Regions from separate parts of the Mus musculus genome. Here region 2 is linked to region 1. Evidence: chromatin loops called from intact Hi-C (ENCODE). Cell type or tissue: heart. All regions are shown on one strand.

Region 1 (8,000 bases):
CTAAATGGCAGAGCATATTTGAGACATGATTTCATATGAAGGACAAGGAAGACTGAAAAACATGATCTCCATCTCCCCATTGCCAGGATTACTGGGAGTAAAATGATTGCTAAATTCAAGAGCTAATCACTAAATTGGGTGTGGTAGAAATCCTAGAATAAGAGACCCTATCTAAAAACAATGCCCCTCCAACCCATACTACCAACAAAAATCATTTAACAGTTACACGAGGACACTCTCCTTAGCTAGCATCTATTAGATTCCTCGCTTTCTGAGATGCAGAACTGTATGGACTTCCATGACTTCCCAATCACCCAGAAGAACTGTGTTTAATAATTACCTCCACCATATGGTCCTCCCATGTTCCTGCTACCCCCAAAGTTTCCACTCTTCATTGGACCATAGTTAGAAGGCTGCTGGTTATAATTTCCAAAATCATTGTAACTTCCACTTCCATAATTTCCTGTAAAAGAATTGGAATACCAGCTAAACCTCTGAAAAATACAAGCATCGAAGCCAAACTAATGTTTAATTTTTAAGACAAATATTTTCCAAAACAAAAGTACACAATACCTATCTATAATCCTACAATTTAAGAAATCTATCTAATCGACAGTAAAATAAATGTCATTAATTCTAATCCAAATTCCAACATAAAGGTTGTAGATGAATTTATTACCTCCTCCATAGTTGTCATAACCACCTCCGTAGCCCCCACCCTGGTTGCCATATCCAGGTCCTCCACCACCATATCCTCCTCTTCCTCCTCCATAACCAGGGCTACCTCCAAAATTGCCACCTATTATAAAATAAGCCTTTAAGTAATTGCTTAAATTTTTCAATTCCATTTGAATTGTCTCTATTACACTCATTTCTGGTTTTTCAAAACACATAAGATATTTGTTATATAAAGTCTATTCTAGAATAGACTCCAAGGCAAAGTAAATACCTATCCTTGGGTAAACACATAAAGCAACTTAAGATCCCAGAACTCTCCTTTGAATTGCTAAGTATTTCAAATTCATATGCTTTGTAGTTTTGAGGAAGAAACTCTGGCAGGCAGACCTGCATTTAAAGCCAATATGGACTACATGAAACCCAGGACTATCTAAGAGAGAGCTCCTAATATTGGTAACTTGTATTATCCCATATCACACCATATTCCAATTCCAATATTCTAGCTTTTTTTTCTACAATGCACAGGAACTCCTCACCTAAATAATTTTAAGTTTTATGAGATGAAACTCACAATTTTACACTGGTACAGTAGTTAGGCAAATTTGTTAATAACTCAAAAAAAACAATCACCTTCCAAAGCCAAATAACCACTTTGTTAGGCAAAACAAGTGATATACAAATTTAACCAAGCACCAAATGCAATGTTATTAAATATATCAAGATACATAAATCAAAATTTAATTAAAACTAACCTCCAGGTCCTCCTCCATACCCATTATAGCCATCCCCAAATCCACGTCCACTTCCGTATCCATCTGTTTATAAAAAGTAGTAAAATTAAACTTAATTTTCTCCACATTAGTATCTATCCCGGAATGATGATGACTGGGATCTCACTAGTTGATTTGTTGGGGACATTGAGGGAAGGAGGGTGTAATATTAATTCAACTCTACTACCAAGGCAACACATTTTTATTAATACTAAGTTTAGACCTATCAGAAAGCCTTACTTCAAACTCAACTTTCTTAAAACGAAGAAAGTATACAAAGTTTTATCATACCACACCACATTCATTTATATAAACTGAACCTAAAAACACTTCTGACAGCATTTTTAGACAGGGACTTATAGCCTTAGCTTGCCTTAAATTCAATGTACATCTATGTGTGTGACCTTTTTCTTTAATCATCCTGCAGCTTGTTACCAATTACTACTAAAGTTGCAGGTTATCTTGTCTGGTTTTCGGATTCATCCTTGGGCTAAGTGCATGCTAAGCACTATATATGCTCATCATGTGTAACCTATATTCAGGTCATAATTTCCTCATAATTTCCAATGTGTGTACACGTAGCTGATTCCTGTGAGCCTTTAGGACCCTGCTATTTCTTTTGGCTCTTTTTGAAAGTGTCTTACTTATATATATCCCATACTCTCTGTCCATTTCCAGAATGCTGAGAGCTCAGGCCTATGCTAACAACATCCAGCAGTTTAGAACTGCTTTAAAAAATTTTAACCTTATTGGTGTGTTGACAAAGCATGAGTACACTACATGAATCAGTTTACATGATGGTGGTCAGAGGGCAACATCTTAACCTTGTCTGAGCACAGGGTCTCCTTTCTTTCTCGCACTACACACTACAGGCTAACTGCAAAATTTATCTCACTGAAGACATTCTATTCAAAATGCAATCACACCCTTAAGAAACAAACTTACCAGATCCCCCCCTAAAGTTGCTTCCTGGTCCTGGTCCAAAATTGCCACCGCCACCACGAGAATCCCCAAAACCAAAGTTTCCTAGAACATAGTAATCTAATTAGCAGCAAGAACAAGACAATCACATATACATACATACACACATAAATAAATAACATTACCTCCTCTTCCACTCCTAGAACTTTGGACTTCCTGCATTTCTTGTCTAGACAATGCCTTTCTAACTTCTGCATTGTGACCATTTATGGTGTGATATTTTTGCACTGGAATAAAAACAATACCAACAGTAAGCAATTCCTATAATGTAAGCAACATTTTTTTATACAAAGCACACCTCATGAACAGACACTTACAGACAATTTTATCCACAGGATCATGGTCATCAAAAGTAACAAAGCCAAAGCCTCTTTTCTTTCCAGACTGCCTATCGGTAATTATTTCAATAGTATCAATTTTTCCATACTCTTCAAAGTAATCTCTAAGGTGGTGTTCCTCAGTATCTTCCTTAATTCCACCAACAAACAGCTTCTTCACAGTCACATGGGCTCCTGGTTTTCCAGACTCCTGCAATAATTACAAAGTTATCCTGACAGAAAAAAACCTTGATTACATCTAACTTGTATTTGTACATCTTAGGACGAATTCCTCCAGATAATAGGTTTTAAGAGGTTGGTCTTGGAATAACATGTACCCAAAAAAAAACAAAACAAAAAAAAAAAAAAACAGTACAAGAAAGGAGATCAATGTGTTTGGGTTTTCCTTACCTCTCTTGCTACAGCACGTTTTGGCTCAACTACCCTGCCATCAATGGAATGGGGCCTTGCAGCCATGGCAGCGTCAACCTCGGCCATGGATGAGAAAGTTACAAAGCCAAATCCTCTTGATCTTTTGCTTGCAGGATCCCGCATAACCTTTAAATCCAAAAGATAAGCATTTAATTTCCCGGCATTAGGTAGCAATATAAATTAGAATGTATTGATACTGGTATTCCCTAGTATTCACACCCAAACATACAGCCAGACTTTCAGAGTTAACGTACGTACCACACAGTCTGTGAGCTTTCCCCATTGCTCATAGTAGTTTCTCAAACTTTCTTCTGTGGTTTCAAAGCTTAAGCCACCAATAAAGAGCTTTCGGAACTGTTCCTTTTCTCTCTGCAAAGGGAAATACCATTTCAATTTTTATTTACACTTTCTTTGTATGCAGGAAATTAAATTCTTAAATATGAGGTGACCTGCTGGTAGAGTACCTTTTTCCTCTCCAAAGGAACAGTTTCTAAAGTTTTCTGGGGGGGAGAAAAAAAACTTACATCAAATTTAAACCATATGTTAAACTGCATATTAGTTGTGTTACACCAAAAATTGCCTGAGCTATACAAGTTTCAAAGTCACTAATATTCGATCTAACTTCTAATTCACGTAAACTTTCTTAGATTTTCTTCAAAAAAATTCAGAAAAACCATACCCAGCTCTTAGGTCATTTAAAGGGTATTAAAGAATTCTTTTGTAATTCATTAAATTCTACAACCCAAGTCCAAAATTTACTACTTTTTAGATTTAAAAAAAATTTAAAAAACCTGTTTCCAAATTCACCACTTCCAAGATTCAGTTTCTGAAAAGTGGCATATTTGCTTTTCCCTGAGCTGCCCCCTCTGGTGTTAATTGTAAGTATCTCAAGATGAAAAAAAAAAATCCTGCAACTCTGAAACAAGCTCCATGAAGAATGCTGAAACTCCAGATATCACCTTAAATCTGGTTTTGTCAGGCACTTAATACTGGCTTTCCAATAGCTAAGTACAAAAACTTATCAAGATGTTCATAAATTAGGTCATACTATCCAGGACCTATGACTGCACAACGAAATGAAAAAGCAAAATTATAAAACAAATCCGTTATTTTACTGTATAGCCTAAATTTGTAAGTTTCTCCAAAATGTGCTCAAAAAGCCAATGTTTACAATTTTTAGGTTTTGAAATGTTTAATAAAAACGACCAAAATTGTTTTAAATAGTCAAAATAGTTACAAAAGCCTTAATCAGGACTCCAAATAGTGTTTCTGGTAGCTCTACTAAAATGTCAGTAAATTGGCTTTCCTTAAACTAAGTTGCAAGTATTAAATACACCTTGTTTTTTCATATCACTAACGAAAGCAAAAGCTCTTTACTTACCTCGGGTTTTTTCCAAACTTACCAGACGTCCACTATCGATTATAAACAAGGTTATTTTATTTATAAGTGTGCTTAGAGTCAAAGAAAATAACCAAGGAGACCCCTTTCAATTCGAAAGCTAATGCTTATCAGTGTAATGATGCATCATAATTTCAAACAAATAAAAAATAAAAAAACCGAATGACCACGCTCAAACACTGTGACCCCAAACTAAGTTTTTATATAGCCAGGACGTGGATTTTCGTCCACTGAACCAGGCTTTAAGCGAAGGCTAACTATGAAAAGTCAGCTATTTCACTTCCTTAAAGTGAACACCACGTGCTAAGGATCCGTTGACTTTACCAACAAATTCGAAGATTCCCTTAAAAATGCTTATAATTTGAATTATTTCGATCCGAGGATCCTTTAAGCAGATAAAAGTTCTGCAATAAAAGGAAAGTAACCCTGCACTCAACATAGCCTCCCTAGCTTCCTGATGAGCGCTCCCATTTTTTCCACTTTGACTTCCTCCTACTATACTAATGCTCAAGTGCTTTACTACAGCACCCGTAATCTTACGTATTATGAAAAATAAAACGGTCTCTTTGCAGCGACGCTGCCTTCAGCCACCCGCCCAGGCCTCGGTTGTACTACGTTCTCTCTGCCTGTTCCAGTAAAGCTCGTGGAGCGCCGCCACCCCGCCCCCACCCCGCGCCTCGGTGGCTTCAGAAAGCAATGGCGCCATTTCGTCGAGGGGAAGGCAGAGAGCCTTTAGCGAGGTGCGCAGGACGCTGAAGACCCAAGCTCAAAACGCTAAATCCACCTCGAAACGGTATGAAGACTTCCAAAAGAAAGGAAAATCGCTAAACACGTCTACGCAGTGGTGAAAAAAGAAAACCAAACTAGTAAACCTAAAGCGTTGAAAGCAAAATCGTGGCGAGGAAGGAGACGGGAAAATGGCGGCCGCCAAATCCGGTTCCCGGGAGAGGGGGGAGGGGAAGCTTCGCAGACTCGCTCCGGGAAGCCGGGGGGGCCCCAGAAACGTTCCGCCGCGAACACAACCGAGCCCCTAGGCCCGCGCACATCGAAAGGCCAGCGATGGCCCGCTCACGCGCTACTTTAGCGGTCCAGCCCGGTCGCGGCGGGCACTTCCCATCCCCCACCCCAACTGAGGGAAATGGCGCCGGGCGGCTGAGGGCGGGGAAGGCGGTCGGACAATCAGAGGCCTCCTCCAACGACCCCTCAGAAACTCGCCAAGGCCAACCGCCACTCGAGTGGCCGCATCCCCTCCGCCGGACCACGGAGGCGGGTGGCCGGTTTCCATTGCGGTGCCTACGGCCTCGCCATGCCATTTTTAATAACTCATTGATTTCAAACCCGTTACCTCCATCGCGGACTCAGTCGCTTCAGCCCGATTTCCCGCAGCCGAGCGAGATGAGAAAGACCTCCGCGGACGGACGCGCACGGGACTCGTCCTGGCGCTGTGGGGAGAGCAGGCGATGGCCAAGAAACTGGGCCGCAAAGGAGCTCCTGCACACGGGACCGGCGCCGCTGCTACTGCCGCTGGAGCCGAGACCGCCGCTTTTCTAGAACCTTCCCCCCACTAACGCGTCTCCGCTTACGTCACGCCGTTACGTAAACGCCCTAACCGCCGCCAATGGCGGGAAGGGCCTACACTCTCCTTACGCCAAGTACGTGACACTCCCCCTTTAGGTACAGCGGGACTGCTTTACATCACTTGCGCAACTGTGTTCCGTGAATTGCGGAAGGCTCGCGCTCGGCGTGTTACTACGTCCGGAACTAGGTCCGGCCCCCACCTCCGCGTAGGGAGCGGAGAAACGGTCGCGCAGTTTGAAATAACGCCGTCGGGAGGGGCTTAGGCCGGCGCTGGGGCGTGCGGCCCTCTCCACCCAAGCGTGCTCTCTGCAGCTACGCCTTTGCCAAGCCCGTCCGCACAAATATTCTCGAACCACACAAATATTTCTACACGTCCCAAAGGGGTTCTCACTCGGTCCCTCCCAGAAGGACTTTTAGTCCAAGTACCACCCCGGATGCCACAAGCCTTGGGATCCCGCGCCTAGTGAGAGGTGGTGCTTAAAGAACCCCGCTGTTTATCTCCCCGGCCTTCAAGATCCGGGCAAGGAGGTGGGTGGAGCCCCGCTTTGGCGCGCTCCGAGACGCAGAGAGGCCTCCGCGGTCCTTCCTGCCCGCCTTCCCCCCCCTCCCCCCAGCCAGGAGACCCCCTGGGCGCCACGCCGCGGACGGTGAGCATTGCGCGCGCCGCCCCCCGCAGGACGCGTTCCCGGCGGGCCCCGCGCGGCCAGGGCGTGGGCGGTGCTCCCCCTCCCCCCCGGCGGAGCTGCCCGCGCCCCCTCCCCTCGGATGTGGCTGAACCGAAGCGCGCAGGCGGGAGACTCTGCAGGATCCGCGGCCCTGAGCATCGGAGCGGTGAAGTTCGTGCCTTTGCTTTTTTTCGATCTTGCGTGTGGTGGGGTTTAGGATGCTCCGTGCGTCCGAGCTTGCGGGGAGGCTGCGAGCCCCGTGGGCCGCGGGCTGCGGGAAACCGGCTGGGGCCTCGCTGAGGCGGGCGCCGCGCCGGTGCGTGGGGGAGATGGGACAATTGTGCATGAGGGTGGGAGCCGGATGACAGCTACCGAGACTCCAGACAAAGCGCGGGCCTCCCCTCCCCCAGCCTCGTCGCAGGCCCGCAGGGAGAGAGCGGTTCAGGCTCTGCAGCTGCGAGGCCCGAGGCTCCGGGCTGCGGCGCGCTCCCGGCTACGTGGCCGCCGCCGGATGGGGGAGGCGCGGGCCCGTGGCGCAGTGCCCTTGAGCCCCCGCCGCCGCCTTTGTTTCTCCCCGCGGAGGCGCTGACCACGAGGCCCGCGCTCTCGGGTGGGGGACGGGCTCCCGACCGGGGAATGGAGCTGGGAAGGAGCCCTCCTCGGAGGGGAGCGTGAAGGAGGTCGACTCCTTCTATCCTTATCAGGACAGTACTTGGGAGCTTGAGGCTGGGGATTGCCAGGCGTTGAAGCCCAGACTGGACTATAGAGAGTGATTACCGCACCACCACCCCCGGAAAAAAAAAGCCAGAAAATAGGACTGGGACATCTTAATGTGTTCCTTTTTTTATACCGTGATTGAACAGGGAGGGCCTCTGAAAAAATAAGGATGGAATTATATGAGCTCCTTGGAGTATTCAGAAATCTAAAGAAAAAGATCTTATGGTAATTTGCTAACAAAAGATAGTCATTTCCTTTCATCCAAAATAAACACTAAAATTGTTAAAATTCTATATGGATTGGGAAAGTAACAATCCTCACCATGTAAAGTTGTCTGAGGTACCAGTGTTTTAGTAAGATTATTTTCACTAACATACTGAAATTATTAGTAACATACTAATAACACGGGAACTCAACTGTTTTCCTGCATTTTTACCCGAAATTTACATGTTGAAATCCACAC
Region 2 (8,000 bases), 540 kb after region 1:
GCTCATTAATACTGTTTCTTGTTTCCCTAGAAAAGCATTTGATTTATCCCACAACTTTCAAAAGTTTAATTAACGATACAAAGTTAACCATCTAAAAGACAATGATCCAAGGCTCCCCTTCCCAGCGTTTTAGTGGCACCTTCCAGGCTTCATCGCACCACAGCAGCACAGGTCCCTGGTAACTATTTTGAAATTTATAATACTGCTAGCCACCCCTTTTCACAGGGCTTATAATCAATTACCATTTTCCTAAATGCCTAGAGATGCAGCCAACAGTGACAGCGCAGGCATGAGCTCCACCACCACTGCAGGCATTCTGCCCAATTTGTTGCTTATTTTGTTAAATAAAGTCCGATTTTAAACATAATCAGATAATCAGCCAAATATACCTATAATTTACAGTCTAATTTGTATACATATTGAAATGTTACTTGTACTTCATAAATTTGTATAACTGTTAACTTAAAGAAAATTATAACTAACATATTATTTAGAGAATAATTGTTCCTTCACACAGAGCATCGAGGACAAAATTTGGAGAGATAACTCCAAGTGAGAACAAATTAATTTCTAAATCTGTTCATTTGACCAATCTGATTTCTCCAGTACTAATACATAATAAACATATAAATTCATGCATTTACTCTGTAATTTCTTAAAGGAAGCTTAGTTCCTAAAACACTGAATGACACAAGTAAGATTTTCCTCTCATTCTTAGAAGGCCAACTTAGAGCCAACAAACAATAAACATAACTCACACCAAACTGAGGCAGAGATTCAAAATAAGGGCATCATTTCTCCGGGACTACCTTGGAAACAGGCTCCTACCATTACCGGCCCCATTATCTCAAACATGCTTTAACACCCTTGTACAAGCATGGGGAGGGAGGGAGGGAGGGAGACAGGAGGGGCGAAATGGAACTCCTTGAGTTTAATTTGCTCAGATTTCATTATGGAGTTAAGTTTCAATTGAGAATATACTATGTTAGGAAATTAAACCCAAAGACTGACTCTTCCATTAGTCTGAAGACTCCACTAGGACAAACTAAAATATATCCCCTCTTACCTAACAGTCTTGCTATTTTTACAAAGTGGCCCACTAATAAGCTTAGATAATACAAACGAGAAGGTCAAAGGAAATTGCTTTCTAAATAAATCTGTGCATATTTAACAATACTGATAGAGTTGTAAGGACAAAAATCTATTAATTGTTTTTCACAGTTAGAGGGAAAGGGACCAAAGCTGCTGCATCTAAAGCAATCCCATTTAAAAACTAGATGCTGGCCCAGCGCAAGGGCTCGGCCAGAGTACATGTCTATGCTGGCCCAGCACAGGAAGAGCCAAAGGCAGGGGGATAAAAAAAAATCTAGATTCCAATAACTACAAATTTGAAACTTATTCTCTTGAAATGGTGTACCATTTAATACCTACTTTTTAAATGACTTAGACATTTCTAAAAACTTCTTTCAAAACTGAACTTCTGAATCAAGACTAACTTCAATCCTCTTGAACAATAAAGTCACAATAGAGAAATACACTGAGAAGGACTTACTGAATATCTACTATGTGTTACGTTACCTTCTTCTGATAAATCTATAAAGGAAGCAATACCTAAATCAGTACTAACACTAATACAAGGTAAAAATTTAACTCTTTGTGGTAAGCCTAATATGTATTAGAAAACTCTAGCTAATGATTAATAATAGTCTTTACAAAAATAGTAATGTGGTAACTGCAAAAATAACTATTTTAAGTCACTTTAAGAGAACTGTGACAGAGAACAATTATAAAATAATTATGTATTATGGGTAGGATGGTGTACATCCATGATCCCAGCTCTTGGGAGGCAGAGGCAGAAAAATCCTGAGCTAGAGGCTGGCCTAGAATACAAAAAGGGATGCTGTCTCAAAAAAAATTTTTTTTATCATATAACATAATTCCAGTACACAAAGACCTGGAGCCTACAGGGTTAGGGTTCAGGAGAGCACCCGACAGTGTCAGGATATATTGCAACTATGATAGTAGCATTAGTTACCCATCTTGCTCAAGAGTTCCAGAGTCACGGGGACCTTATGAAGAGGCAGTGTTTCTAATGAATAACAGGGACTATACCAAGCTCACTGTTTTCTGTCTAAATTCAAATCCTTTTTTTACTAAAAATGAAGGCATTTAGATAAACAACTGATGATTATTCTAAAGTTACAACTTGACAAAACTCAATGGGGAATCTATGCTCACAGAGTAGAGATCTTTTGAAAAAAGATGCATGCTGGGTAACCACTTTGCAACCATTAAATCTGTGTCCTTTACTAGTCCTAATAGGCTAGAAAATAGTCTTTTTAGAACAAAACTAAATATATTGTGAGGGTGTGATGGCATAAAATTACTCAGCTTCTCATATTTCTCCAAGGTATACATCTAATTTATCCACAGGCTTACTTTGTGCAGGCGCTCTCAGTGATTAGTTAACTCAATTCAGCAGTATTGAGCTGCAAATGACTTATTCAGAGGCAAATGATTATGGGGAAATCTCTGAATTCCACATTATTTGAACTCTTATTCTAAGCTCATTTTTCAATTTCTATCAAATACTGTATAAACTTCCATACTCTTTGGAGACAAAGAATGTATCTCAGTAATGTAATTTTAATATCCACACACCTGAACAAGTTCTAAAACAGAATCCCAAAGGGAAAGCTTGCAATTATACAATGGCTTCCCATTACCATGCCTTCTTAGCTTAAAATTGTTTAATGTCCAAATAATTAAGCCACAATGAGAGTTCAGCAAATACTCAGTGCAACAATATACGCCTTTTAAGAAGAGGTAAGACCTGGTATCTATTATTTCCTCACAAATAATGTATTATATTTTTAAAAAATCATCATCAAAATGTATAAGCCCATTTGTGCATTCACCTAGGTAAATGCAATAGGATTAAGGCCAAGTTTAAGACTCCCTGAGGCACACAACTGCAAGGACTAGGAAGGAGGAGACTTTGCCTGCTCTTGTCTGCATTTTAGTATGGCAAAGCTTCTCTTAGCTCACTTGGATCACACCGATCCTGACAAGGGACTGTGAAAGAAACTGTTAACTGCCTTGAAACTGAGGCTGTGTGGGGCTAAGAACTTGGTGTCCTAAAAGCTGTGGCTGGCCTCTCACTGCTGACAGCTCAGACGGGGGATTAATGTTAGGACCCAGTTAGAAGGTGCCACACTATTTTCTTGTCCAGACTTAGAAACTAGTTCCACAGATTAGGGGACCTCACGTTGTTATCGTCATACTAACCTTCACAAGCTGAAGGCCATGAGAGTGAATTAGCACCTTAGAGAGAAGGACAGTGTGCAGGTCCTCTCAAAGGACTCAAACTGTGAAGAACCTGGAAGCTCCAGTGCTGAGCAAGTGTCTCAAGTCTAAAGGAAATCTGTCAGCTCGCCAGCACTACCGCATACCTCAAAAACAATGAAACCAAATGCCCATCTCTAACAACGTCTAAAATACACATTTATTCCAAACAAAAGAACCAAAATAAAGATTGGCATTTATTTATCCTGTCAAATAAAATTCGTACCAGTTTTTACCCATCCTTTAAAATCATGACCTATAGCTCATGGGAGTGTCTTGCTTAGCACGTGACAATCCTGTGTTCCATCTCCAATGCCACAAAATCCCAAAGCACCTGCACCCCGTAAGACAATCCCTGTTGTGTGAGAGGGCAAGAGGTGACAGCTCGCTGGGGTCAGCTGAGCCCTGGCGGAGCTGTAAGGGCATGCCTGTACTTCGATTCCTACCGCTAACAAACAGGACCTAAGACTAGGATTCTACACAGAGAATTCTAGATCCGTTTCTCAATATTCCTCTCAGCAGGGGGAGCTAGCACTCTCATCTTGAAGGTCTAAACACATACCATGGAACTTAAAATTTTGATTCCAACTATAAAATTTCAGAACGGTGAGACTACCCTTTTCAAAATCTCCACCAAAGAAAATTATTTAAGATTTGAAATTTACCTTTGTCTTGAAATTCCTGAAGATAGCTGCAAAAATAAAGAAAAATCAAGGCAAGGTCTAATTAGTAACAATATTTCAAATCCAAACTCTGTATTACAAACATACATCTAGAAAAAAAAACATTTTCTGTCCTGAAATGACAATTCCTAAAGGCTTACAGAGTCATAATACATACAATTAAGTATGTAAAAAAAGAATTTTTATCAAGACCTAATAATAGAACATATCTTTATTATCTTTATTAATTTATTTGTTTACTTAATCAATGCACTAAACATTTAAAGGATTTTCTTTTTCAAAGTCTGGGGTATTTTCCACATAGATATTAAAATTTCCAAATATGTCCTCAGATGTTCAAAATAAATGCTTAGCATTTTGCTAGCATACTTAGAAAAAAATATATAATAATCAACAAAAAGGATTATCTACATTTGAAAATATTATAGTGGAAATATATTCTGTCCTTTAAAAGTACTTAACATTAATAAACCAGAACACAAAACTTAACTCCATAATAAACATTAATTACAGAGTTATTTCCAAGTAGTAATAAAAGGCAAATGACTTACACAGACTTTACATCTTTTATCTTCTTAATGAGAGATTCTCTCTTTTCCTTGGCTTTCTTGGATAAATTTTCTCCTTTCAGTGTGTCTGCCACAAATGTTTCAACATCTAAACCATGAAATATAAAAACAGTATACAAATTATAGAAAAGAACCTTTCTGTGTGAAGACAAATAGGTCAGTGATTGTTTCTACACTTAAGTGTTAATATCTGTGCAATCTATGGTAGTTATTTATCAGTCCAAAGCATAGCAGTTGAAGTACAGTTAAAAAACTAAGTTGGACAAATCAGTTCACCACTTAGCTAAATAAAATCTGTATATTGTACGCATGCTTAGCACAGCACATGCTATTCGGATGTTTGACATCATTAAACTAGGAAGAAACACACAAGTTTTAATAAACTACCATGACCCATAACACAAATTCTCTTCTGCAAAGCAAGCGGAAAGCTTTTATGCGCGTGCTACTGTCGCTTTATAATTATTTTTTAAGTTGCCCTAAGAACCAGTCACAGCATTTTATAAAGATAAGCTAAAAGCCTCTGATAGCACTTTGCTTTCCCCAGTATCATCTATTTTCAGGAACACATAATATCTAATGCTTAGAAGAAAAAATTAATCCCCTTTTTTTCCTAATCAAGATTCTCAAAAACTATCCTCCTCCTTGCTACCTGCCCCACCCATGCTGGCTACCCTCAAGTGAGAAGACACCCAGTTGTCCTTTGCTTCCCACCCTGCTCTTAGCTACCTGGAATACCATAGTTGAATAGAGAAGTGAGAAAAATGGGTTCTTCTACTATGAAAAAATACAGAGTCCAAATATAGCTTTGTATAACATTTCCCACAGCCTCTTCTGAAATTTCAGTAAACTCCTAAATATTGTGTTGGCTGACTCCTCTCCTATAAAGTTCCACGAAGTCTTTGCTGCTTTGACTCCTAGACATCCATTATTATTGTTCATAAAATATTGGATAGCTTACTGACACATATTTTATTTTCAGAATTTCATGGCTCACTTTAAAATATCTCTTAGAGAATTACATTAAAATGTTAGACAAATCACCCACAGCCCACACCAGAAAGATGTGTGACTTACTTTCTTTTTCCCTAACGACTTTGTCTCCTAACTTACAGTGATAAAAAGATCAAAATGTAATATTACACATAAGTACTAAAAAGTGCAATAATCTCAATTGTATTCATATTTAACCATTTAAAACCTACTATATAACCTAGAATCTAATCAATTTTAAATTCCTGATTATAGAAAGTATTTTGCTCCAATGAGGAACATGGATGAAGCTGTTACAGACTCACAATAAACGCATATTTTTTTGCTAAGCCAATAATACAAGGAAAAAATAAGATTAAAACATGAAACAATCTCTTAACAGCAAGTATATGTTAAAAGTAAGTATCAAACGAAATGAAAGCAAAATGTCCTGGCTCCTCTTTCCTTCTGTGGCCCCTAAAATATGGAGGAAAGAGGCAGAGGCAGAGGCAGAGGTCAGCAGACCTGGGACAAATTCTCATGTGGGTTCAAAAGAGTAAAACTTGAAGCAGCAGCTTCTACCCACAGGAGTAGGAGCAGGCCACCTCTGGACAAGCCGACTGTAGCTGAAAGAGATCATTGGCTTCCCTAGTATCCATCCATACAGTAACTTTTTAAAAGTGGACAAGAAGTAGCAGGCTACTGCAGCGAGCCCTCCCCAACCCACCCTATACTTGCAAGACTCACAGACACATAGACTGGTGAACAGTCGGCTTAATGTTATTTTCATTCAATGTTTGTCTTTAATTCCCTCTTCCACGAGTATTTAATTGCCTATTTTACATTTTCATTATGCAATCCCAGTTTAAACAAACAGGATCTATTTTCTATCTCCGTAAGCAATAACAGAACAAATTACTGCCCACGAGTTATTTCTTTAAAAGGTCATTTCAGTTTTATAAAAACTCAGAAAACCACCACAAAGACGCTGCATGTTCAACTTGCTGTTTCCTAAAAGCCTACCCAATGTGTCTGGAAAATGGGACCCCATCCCTCTATTTTGAGAAAACGTTTTTTTGAAAAAGTGCAGGAAAAACCCGAATTTCTCAAGGGGAGGCCTAGGTATGGAAAAGGTCTATACTTTTAAAGCGACACGTTTAATATATTTATTCCCAAGCTTTTTCCTAGAAAATGCTTTACTGTTAGGACGAGTTTTCCAAACATTGGCTTTCTCGATAATTCTCCAGAAGGATACAGGGAACAAACTGCTTTGCTGGGGGTGGTGTTTAACGAGAATTTTAGCTGGGAAAAGCTGCAATAATCTGGATTGTTGGTTGCCAATAGACTTGGTTGGTATTTAAGCTTTTGAAGTCTTAAAATATACAGTGAGTCAGATCTAACGGATGAAGTACGCCAGCCTGCGCTGGCAGCAATAGCGGTACTGCGCAGCTTGCCGACTTTTCTCCCTGGCGCTTTTGCCAGCCCTGGAACAGGGATCACGGACCAGGCTGTCCTGGGGTGCCCCAGCCTTGCCCCCCAGAAACCAGCCCAAATCCAGCCTGCCTTAAACCTCCGGCTCTTGTCCACGTAGCTGGGAACAGAGAGCTGGGCACAGAGCAGCTGAGTTTGGGACAGCCACGCTAGACAAATGGGGCTGGATCTGTGGCTTTGTACCTCAAAGCCAGAGTAATATTTCAAAAGGCAGCAATAAAACTCTTGGGTAAATCAAGCGCTCCTCTGGCTGGTTGGAAAAGAGATTTGAAGCTTTTTATTGTGCTCTAAATAGCCCTGCAAATGGTGAAATAGCCTGCCGCGGTGAGCTAGCAAGCCGCCATGGCCCTTTTTTACCTTCCTTTAGAGGTCGTGTCCTCCTGTTCATATGTAGATTTCCCTGACTCCTTTCTGTAATTCCGGGGAACTGGTAATTTGACTACAGGAAAAGGTCAGCCTGCGCAGGCTGGCCCCTAAGCCCAGGGACTGAGACTCCCTTTTTCTCCGAAAGAGAGGTTTTATTTTACCCACGGGCGCCAGCCACGAAAGAGCGGGATTGAGGGGTGGGAGGCGGCTACTGGGCTTATGCCAATAAGGCCTGGAAAAGAGGGTGCCACCAACGCAAAAGACCGATGGGGCACCATCAAAGGCCGCAGGTCACACAGCCTGCATCTAACGGAAGCATCACCTCCACTCCCATGGGCATCAACTGCAAGGTAGCCACAGGAAAAAGTTATCTCGGTCACAGTAAACGGGGTGGTAAGTTTTTGCTCCTGTTACACCTTAACTTTGTCAAGAGTAAGCCATCCAGTGGGAACAGCTGTAAAAGTCTGGGGCAAGGCAGCTGACAGATCAGATTTACAACTGCTTTGTCCATAAATGTTAAGGTCTGAAAACACAATGAAAAGATGACGTGTTCTGAGAGCCCAGCAATCCTTGT

Evidence for each region. Peaks named below come from ENCODE experiments on the same cell type or tissue, not always from the same donor. Only the 100,000 strongest peaks of a DNase experiment are listed, where the experiment ranks them.
Region 2: a loop joins it to region 1, with 2.3 times the contacts of the local background. A loop is called at or near these places in 3 of 42 quality-filtered maps.

What each region holds. Positions count from the first base shown.
Region 1 is chr6:51,463,749-51,471,748 of GRCm38, forward strand. It overlaps Hnrnpa2b1 (heterogeneous nuclear ribonucleoprotein A2/B1), which reads right to left and starts at 6,097. Exons shown (of 12, transcript NM_001374745.1): 1 at 5,923-6,097; 2 at 3,643-3,678; 3 at 3,437-3,547; 4 at 3,158-3,304; 5 at 2,747-2,957; 6 at 2,555-2,656; 7 at 2,394-2,474; 8 at 1,431-1,493; 9 at 680-799; 10 at 341-463. The coding sequence starts at 5,928. It overlaps Cbx3 (chromobox 3), which reads left to right and starts at 6,868. Exons shown (of 6, transcript NM_007624.4): 1 at 6,868-6,991. In heart, a CTCF peak has its summit at 4,044; DNase peaks (open chromatin) are centred at 5,293, 5,643, 6,273 and 7,283; H3K4me3 peaks cover 5,107 bases; H3K27ac peaks cover 3,999 bases.
Region 2 is chr6:51,999,071-52,007,070 of GRCm38, forward strand. Skap2 (src family associated phosphoprotein 2) reads right to left here. Exons shown (of 13, transcript NM_018773.2): 2 at 4,580-4,685; 3 at 4,011-4,036. Among named protein-coding and RNA genes, the nearest start is that of Skap2, 9.5 kb to the right of the region's middle. In heart, a CTCF peak has its summit at 3,857 (motif pointing right); no DNase peak of the experiment used is centred here; H3K4me3 peaks cover 948 bases; H3K27me3 peaks cover 3,186 bases.